3 separate regions of the Homo sapiens genome follow, and regions 1 and 2 are each linked to region 3. Evidence: chromatin contacts called from ENCODE Hi-C or POLR2A ChIA-PET data. All regions are on one chromosome and are shown on one strand. The core of a region is the stretch at or near the end of the contact, and the rest is flanking DNA. Distances in the headings are between cores, read along the strand shown. Region 1 holds the start of LIN7A (lin-7 cell polarity scaffold A). Region 2 overlaps LOC105369867 (a long non-coding RNA gene). Region 3 holds the start of PAWR (pro-apoptotic WT1 regulator).

Evidence for each region. Hi-C counts contacts between places; a loop is a spot of excess contacts on that map. ChIA-PET counts read pairs that join two places held with the same protein, here RNA polymerase II (POLR2A). Pooled maps may share reads with other maps.
Region 1: a map with no recorded cell type shows a loop between it and region 3 (5-fold over the local background). The contact joins the promoter of LIN7A here to the promoter of PAWR in region 3. A Hi-C loop is called at or near these places in 4 of 37 single-sample maps with no recorded cell type and 3 of 50 pooled maps. POLR2A ChIA-PET finds 5 or more read pairs at or near these places in 1 of 52 experiments (IMR-90).
Region 2: a loop to region 3 is called in a pooled map, with 3 times the contacts of the local background. The contact joins the enhancer-like site here to the promoter of PAWR in region 3. A Hi-C loop is called at or near these places in 2 of 50 pooled maps.

What each region holds. Positions count from the first base shown.
Region 1 is chr12:80,936,562-80,939,261 of GRCh38, reverse strand. It overlaps LIN7A (lin-7 cell polarity scaffold A), which reads left to right and starts at 1,328. Exons shown (of 6, transcript NM_004664.4): 1 at 1,328-1,621. The coding sequence starts at 1,540. RefSeq lists a silencer at 1,991-2,200.
Region 2 is chr12:80,701,602-80,704,301 of GRCh38, reverse strand. The region is part of intron 1 of LOC105369867 (a long non-coding RNA gene); the gene reads left to right. Among named protein-coding and RNA genes, the nearest start is that of MYF6, 4.7 kb to the left of the region's middle. RefSeq lists an enhancer at 1,131-1,190. Within about 2 kb of position 1,286, at least 3 of the 41 ENCODE cell types and tissues checked have a DNase peak (open chromatin) inside an H3K27ac peak, as active enhancers do.
Region 3 is chr12:79,689,701-79,692,400 of GRCh38, reverse strand. It overlaps PAWR (pro-apoptotic WT1 regulator), which reads left to right and starts at 1,437. Exons shown (of 7, transcript NM_002583.4): 1 at 1,437-1,529; 2 at 2,010-2,672. The coding sequence starts at 2,157. PPP1R12A-AS2 (PPP1R12A antisense RNA 2) reads right to left here and starts at 2,369. Exons shown (of 7, transcript NR_187531.1): 1 at 2,005-2,369. RefSeq lists silencers at 1,140-1,439, 2,210-2,700.

The DNA of each region.
Region 1 (2,700 bases), core at 79-2,578, 1.2 Mb before region 3:
GGCCAATCATCTTTGGCTTTCCCACATTGGTGAAATGTTGTTTTTTAAAATTCAATTGTAGACTATAAAATGAAAAAGACCTTCAGAAATCCTATCTGTAATCAGAAGAAAATGGCATCAATTATATGCAAATATTTTGCTATAAAACAGTATCTGCCTTTTAGAGTTTATTGTTAGCCCAAACAATTCAGCTCTGTCACAGGAAACAAGATGGAGGCAGCTTTGTCATTTCCAATCCTGCACCCACAGTCACCCCTATTCAGCTTATAGAAGGTTTCTTTATGTTTCTTGATTTCGTAGTCAGGAAATGAATCCCTACTATGACAAGATAGTGAAAGTAGCCTTTTTATTGGGGCGAAGAGGTCACAGCCAGTATTTGAAGGCTCTCGTAATTTAATCCTGATCAACTGACTCTAAAGTCAGGTTTTTAATAACACCATCTCCCACTAGATTACAGGCTACAGGAAGTCGGAGACTAAATTGAACTCCTAAATCAAGGCGTGGCACAAGGCAATGTAACTCTTCTATCTCAATTCCTGGCATATATGTTAATCAATCGATAAGTGGCATCTCTGAACCACTGGTTAGAAATCAACATGAAAAGTGCTAGGTACATATTTTTCAAACGTAGTCATAGACAACCAAAATCAGTTTGGACATTAAGAGCAAAGTTTTTGTTGCTGGGTGGGTGAGGGGGAGTGGGGCATGTTTACAGGATGTGGTATGTAAAAAATTCGGAGAAAATCTGAACACTGTACTTGTTTCTAAGCTACATTTACTGAATTGGTAATGTATTAACAGTGGCTTGAAAAAGAAAAACTTAGCGATAGAAACTTACCTACACGTTTTTTATTTTGAAGCACTTTTAAGAGGTTTGCCTTTTTTTTTTTTTTTCTCCAGGCAATATACTCAGGTCCTAAATGAACATCTACTGATGGAACGCTGGCCTTTAGTCAGTTATCTTTATATGCCGTTATAGGTCAACATTCCGAAAAACTTCAACAGAAATTAACTGCAAATGTAATTACATCCCAAACATTTCTGATAATGGAAGCATTTTCTCTCTAAAGGGGATGGGATTATTGGATTGGCAATTTCTCTTAATCTGAGAAAACTCATCTCCCACTCCCTTCCCCATATCCCCTTTCCATCCTCTCTCTTCCCCTTATACACACACGCACCCGCATGCACACACGTATATTCTGACCATTTTATTAGAGTGGAAAGTTGAAAGGAAGCAACCCGCCAGCTACACCCACCCAGCGCTCCTGGGGGTGGAATAGCAAAGTTCTAGGGCAGAGCCTTCCCTCCCAGAGCCCGGCGATGCAGTCGCTCTCGGATACCTGCTCAGCTCCGCACCGCAACTGAAGATCTGCCGCCGCGGAACAGTTGCGTCTCCATCTGGCTACCAACCCACCCAAGCTTTCTTCTCCACCACCACCACCTTCCTTCCTTCCCCCTCCTCCCCCTCCTTTCCGTCTTCCCTCTCCACCCCCGCCCCCAATCTCCTCCTTTTTTTCTCACTACGAGCGGTTGCTGATGCTGAAGCCGAGCGTCACTTCGGCTCCCACGGCAGACATGGCGACATTGACAGTGGTCCAGCCGCTCACCCTGGACAGAGGTAAGGGAGCGGCTCGCTCGCCAGGCCACCGCGTCCCCTCTCCCCTCCTCCCTTCCCCGCCTGCCAATTCCCAACGGGACATGGGACGCGCTCAGGCAGGAGGAGAAGGGGAACGAGGACGAGCCAGGAAGGCGTTCGCGCCGAGAACAGAACACTTTCTTCCCCTTTCTCTCCCCGCTACGTTCCCGCTGCCCCTTCCCACTGTACTCGCCCCGCCGAGGGGACGCCTCCTTCTGGCTCTGGGGTCCCCGCTGCCACTCCCAGCCCCTCGCCGGGTCGTCTCCGGTCCTCTGGCTTTGTTGGAGCCGCTGCGCGGGGACGGCTATAGGCGCCAGGGGCTCGGGGTTGGAGAGGGGCAGAGAGCAAGCTCGCCCGGCCAGAGCCCAGAGGAGACCGGCGAGGGAGCCGCCTGTCAGCTTGCTTGGCGCAGGGGCCCGGGAGGAAGGAAGTTTGTCCAGGCGCCGGAGGGCGAGGGTCGGTCCAACTGCTGGAGTCCCGGCGGCCACTCGGGGGGCGGGCTGGGCGCACCCCTGGGCTGCCGGGCGCACAGTGGCGGGGCTGCAGCAGGCAGGGAGCTGCCCTCTGCCGAAAGGGCAAGGCAGAGCGCGGGGAGCCGAGCCCCAGCAGCCGAGATCGGCTCTCCGCGGCTTCGAGATCGAAAGCGGCGAGGGTCGCGTCTGCTCCCGCCGCCGGCAGCTCCCGGTCGATAGCAACTCTCGGCTTCTCCCGCGCCAGCCTCTCGTGTCCTCTCCCAGCTCGGTGCCACCGCGGCGCCCAGGCTGCGGAAGGCGCGGGGACAAAGCGCAGGTCGGGTTAAAATTCAACTTCTGACCTGCCACCCAGTGAGTCCTGCTCTCTGACTTGAACGGGGAAAGTGTTCGCTTCCTCCCCAGGACGCCCTCACAAGCTCAGGGATGGAGTCCTCCGCTGCGATCGGGGCCTCACTGGTGCACCCCTGTGGGGTTATACCTGTCCCTGAGTGTGTGGGTTTCCTTCCTGGCTCCAGCGTCCAGTGATGAAGGCGCTCGAGTCCTACGGCTCTGCAGAGGAGGACACCCTCTAGTCCCTCTCCGCAGCCG
Region 2 (2,700 bases), core at 37-2,536, 1.0 Mb before region 3:
GTTTACCACCCTGTTGTTCTTACTTCATGCTTATTCATTTGCAAATGATTTTTTCCCCCCAAAAAAGCCTGAGTGCCTCCCAATTCTTTTCTGTGGGAAGAAGTGGGAAGGAAAGTATTATGGCTAGCTCACATCAGTGGATTTTAGCTATGAGCCTTTGGAAATGTTGCATATATGGTAGAAAGAGAAGAGACCTTTGGGGAAAGACAGAATCTGTGTTCTAGCCATTCTTAAGTATGTGTTTCTAGCCACAGTTTTATTAGAGATCAAAAAGCATATACATTACACATATCATAGGCTTTCTTTTCACACTAAATTAAATAATATATTTTGAGCCCATGGTATGAAATATGCACTCAGCAAATATTAATTCTCCTACTCAATTTGTAAGGCCTCTGATGGAAAGAATCATAGTGAATTCACTGAAAAACCTAGATTTGGTGAGAAAGATGTTTCTGAAAAATTTGGGGATTTGTGTTAATCAAGGTGAAAATATTGAAACTAGTCGCTCTAGTAGCAGAGCTTAATGTATTTATACCCTCATTAAATTTCCAGTTTACTGGGGAACAAGATACTAATTAAAAGTCACACAAATGAATAACCGAATTAGGAACTTTGAAAGAAAGGAATGTAGTTCTCTAAGAGTGTGTAACAGTAAAGTCACTCCTGAACAGGAAGCTTGAGAAAAGGATGGTTTGGGAACAGAAGTTCCTGAGGTATTGTGGTGGCATTTCTAGGGAACAAAGTTCAAGCTTTTTGAAAAGCCTTTGGAAAGTAACAGGATGATGGTGACAGTCAGAAAAAGCTCAAGGAAGAAACAGACATAGATGACTGTCAGAGACTAGGGAAGAGATTTGTGTGGGTGATAGCTGGGGAATTTGGTTACATAGTCAGATTCAAAGAAAGCAGTTTCAGCCACAGCTGATAAAGCAGAACTGAGGGCCGGATAGACGATGATTATACTCTTTCAACTATGAAAAATAGAAGAAAGAAAAGGGTATAGAAGAACGGAGAGAAGAGAGAGAGGAGAGAAACAGAGTGAACAGAACGCAGGCTAGCCCTCAGGACGAAGGGTCACCCAGCAAGGGCGGAGAGTAGCCATAAAGAATAGAAGGTAAAGGAGGAGCCCGCTGACTGAAAGGCAAAACTCAGAAGAGGCAGATTAGTGCTTTCAATTTGTGGCAGCTAAATGAGTAACATGAGCTCCTGCACCTGTAATTTACCTAATCGGCAGACAGTTTGTGCCCAGAGATTCCCAAACGCTGTGGTAAAAATAGTTTTGCACTTAGACCTACAGAACATCTGAGTCACTTCAGAGAACCTGGGGGAGGGGCATAAACCAAGCAGAGGAAAAGGAAAGATATTAAAGGCGAATCTTCTGCAATCTCCAGTAAGTGGCAGTGAGAAGTTATGCGTAGAAATGGGGCTGGACCTAGATTAGGAAGGGCTTCGGTTTCCAGGCCCACCATGGAGCACCCTTTTAAAAACAGCACCAAGGAAATGAGTCTAGAACAAGCGAAGGGGGAACCAACGAGGCTGCTCTTCAGATAATTCAAGAAACACATTTTTGCTCTTTGCTCTCACTCCTGATTCCAAAAATCTGTATTCAGTTATGTACTAGCTGCAAAACGACACTTAAGAAGGCTGCTATTCATTTCTTAATTCTCAGGCATAATTTCCAGGGAAGGTGACAATGAATGCTTTTCTCCCTGAGAAACACATATTCCTCAGTGCAAAACATGAAGCCTTCTTCATAATTCTGCACCTCCGTCCCCCCGCTTTTATTCAGATTTCTGAATTTAAGATTAAAATTTGGAAACCATTAGAATTTTTTCCAGGTTAAGTATTCTTTCCTGGTGAGGGGCCAACTGGCATAGGTTTGCTTAGGACTGAGCAGGTACCCAGGAGGCCAGATTTTCAGTGCTAAAACTGGGGAAATCCTGGTCAAGTCAGAATGAGTTTGTCATTCTATTTCCCAGAAAAAGCCCATAGAAACTGACATACATCTATTCATAAATAAGAACAATGTACAGAGTGCAGGATATATAAAGTATAGATTTTTTATTTAAAAAATTACTGTGATTATAAATATGGGTTTTGATATTAGACAAAGTTCTAGGCCCAGCTCTACTACTTGCTAATCATTTGACATCGGACATGTTTTATAATTTTTCTAAGCTTTAATTAACTAGTCTATAAAATAGAAATAATATTACTTTATAATATTGTTTTAAAGGTTAAATAATGTCAATAAAATCCAATATACAGTATCTAGCACATAAACAACATTCAACACAAATTATTTCAGCTATGATTGAAGGAAAAAAAATCATCCATTCCTTGTTGCTTCAATAAATCAAACCCTACTTTTTTGTTTTCTATATGAACAAAATTTTACATAATGTCATATGATAGAATGCAAATTTTGTTACTTTTTATTTAAATATAAATACAATATAATATTATGTATATATTGCCTTTTTCAAAGAAAATATTATATAAACATTTTATGATGCTAAAACAACTAATATTTTAAATGTTCAAAATCCAAAATATATGGAATGATTTTCCTATGATGTTTAATTCTTTTAAAAATGCAATGAATCATGATATTCAGATGACCCCAATTATAGTGGTGCTTGGTGTTACTAGCTTGCTAAGATAAACAAATGTCTCTAGTATAGTATGGTTAGCCAAGTA
Region 3 (2,700 bases), core at 188-2,687:
TATGTAATTGAGAAACTTCAGGTGGCACACTGGGGTTGGTACTAGCTTAGGTAAACAGCCGCTCAGCCTTTTAGACCTATTCCCAACAAAAGCTTTTAATTTTCTAAGGATTTTTCCAGAGCTCTCGCCATACGTTTCCCACAACAGCCAGACCAAAGACCAAAACTGTCTTTCCCTGAGAAATATAGAGCATGTGAATCACTTTCTTCTGTTCCCAGTTCTGTGGCAGGCAAACACTGATTGCTCACTCATCATGTGCTACCTGGGCAAAACAGGAATATTAAGTAGGAAGAAAGGTTTATGTTAGGTAAGAGCGTGACTTAGGGCTCTCCTACTTTTTTACAAAATGGAGACCTGGCATTTGTAGCCTCCCACAATGATGTGCCCTGACATTACTTGGATATAGAAAGGTCAGTCTTAGGTGCGTCAGTGACAGCCCACCCCGCTCTGATCCAGAAATTTCAGATGACTTGCATCAGAGGATAAGCCTCTGGCATGTTAATAATGAAAAAATAGAGACAATCACTGCCCCAGCTCATCTCAAATTAGCATCAGTGCAGCGTTAGTACTTTGGTAGGGAGCTTTGCTGCTAAATTCATTCTCTGTAAAGAGGAGAGGCAGAGACAGGGTTAAGGGGAAAACTCCAAGACTGGAATCGCCAATACAATAAACTGTCGAACTGAGTTTTTTCTCCCGCAACCCTAAGATACTAGTAAGTCCTTCCTCTTAGCCAACCCTTTTCACCAGGGCACCGCAGTTTTCTTAGAAGGAGGGTGCTGGGTTTGTCTCAGGTCTTTCTATTCTCCTGCCCGCTGCCCTAGTACATCTGAAAAGGGAGCAGCGACTAGGAAAAGAGACACGTGGGTATTTTCCCATCCTGTCTAGTCATTCCCTGAATCATCACAAGTTATCGCACTTTTCCCCTTAGCCAGCAGCGTTCGAGACTTTCTCTCAAATAATACGGTCTTGTACTTAAAAGGAAGAGTGGTGGGAGAAGAGAGAGGCGGAGAAGACAAGCAAGAAGGGCGTGGAGTGCCGTTCCCGCCCCGGAGTCGGAGGCGCCGGGAGGCCGGACGCCGCGAAGCTGCTAGCCCAGGAATGTGCCGTCTAACTCGCAGGCCGCGGGCGGAGCGCGGCGGGCGCGCTGTGGTCTGCGGCGGGAGCGGGGCAGAGGACGGCTGGCGCAGGGCAGGCTGCAGCGGCGGGCCGGACGCGACGCCGCGCACCTGAGCGCCGGGGGCGGGGCGTCAGCGGCCACGACCCTTCCCACCGCGCGCCGCGCCCCTCGCGCGCCGCCTCGGCCTTTTCCGCTCGTGCTTCGGCGCCGCTCGGCTCCCTTCCCGCCCCTGGCTCCCTCCCTCCCTCCCTCCCTCCTTCTTCTCCCTCCCTCCTGTCCTGGGATTGCCTGGAGCTCCGCACCGCGAGTTTGCCGCGGCACTTTCCGCGCGGCGGAAGAGCGCGCGCCAGCTTCGGCACACCTGGGAGCCGGATCCCAGCCCTACGCCTCGTCCCCTACAAGCTCCTCCAAGGTAAGGCGCTCGCTCACACCCGGTCCTTTCCACGCTCGGCGGGACAGCTGGGTCCCCGCCTCCTCTGCGAACCGGCTAGGAGCTCCGCGCCTCGCCTTGGGAGTGGGGTTGTAGCTGACGGGGACCTCGGACCGGCGGTGGCTAGAGCGCGGAGCAGGCGATACGACGAGCCGACAGGTGGCGGGTCTAGCCCTAGTATCTCGACCGCCGCCGGCGCGGACCTTGGTGGGGATGGGGCGGGCGGGCCGACTTGGGGGTGGGGTCAGTCCTCTCTCCTCCCTTCTAGGGGCGGCGATCGTCGGGGTCCGTACTGTAGGTGCGTGGGAGAAACTTTGCAGGGTGGGGACCCGGCGGCTGCTGGCCGGTAGTGACTGGTGGGCGCGCTCGAGGACTCCAAGGGGCGCAGCCCGGGGGCAGACCCTTGGGTCGGGCGGGGATCTTACGCTTCCCTTACCCGCCCCCTTTTGTCTTTCACCTCAGCCCCGCCGGCTGCTGTGGGAGCGGCGGCCGTCCCTCTCCTGGAGGTCGTCTCCTGGCATCCTCGGGGCCGCAGGAAGGAAGAGGAGGCAGCGGCCGGAGCCCTGGTGGGCGGCCTGAGGTGAGAGCCCGACCGGCCCCTTTGGGAATATGGCGACCGGTGGCTACCGGACCAGCAGCGGCCTCGGCGGCAGCACCACAGACTTCCTGGAGGAGTGGAAGGCGAAACGCGAGAAGATGCGCGCCAAGCAGAACCCCCCGGGCCCGGCCCCCCCGGGAGGGGGCAGCAGCGACGCCGCTGGGAAGCCCCCCGCGGGGGCTCTGGGCACCCCGGCGGCCGCCGCTGCCAACGAGCTCAACAACAACCTCCCGGGCGGCGCGCCGGCCGCACCTGCCGTCCCCGGTCCCGGGGGCGTGAACTGCGCGGTCGGCTCCGCCATGCTGACGCGGGCGGCCCCCGGCCCGCGGCGGTCGGAGGACGAGCCCCCAGCCGCCTCTGCCTCGGCTGCACCGCCGCCCCAGCGTGACGAGGAGGAGCCGGACGGCGTCCCAGAGAAGGGCAAGAGCTCGGGCCCCAGTGCCAGGAAAGGCAAGGGGCAGATCGAGAAGAGGAAGCTGCGGGAGAAGCGGCGCTCCACCGGCGTGGTCAACATCCCTGCCGCAGAGGTGAGCCGGGCGGGGGCCGCAGCCGGAC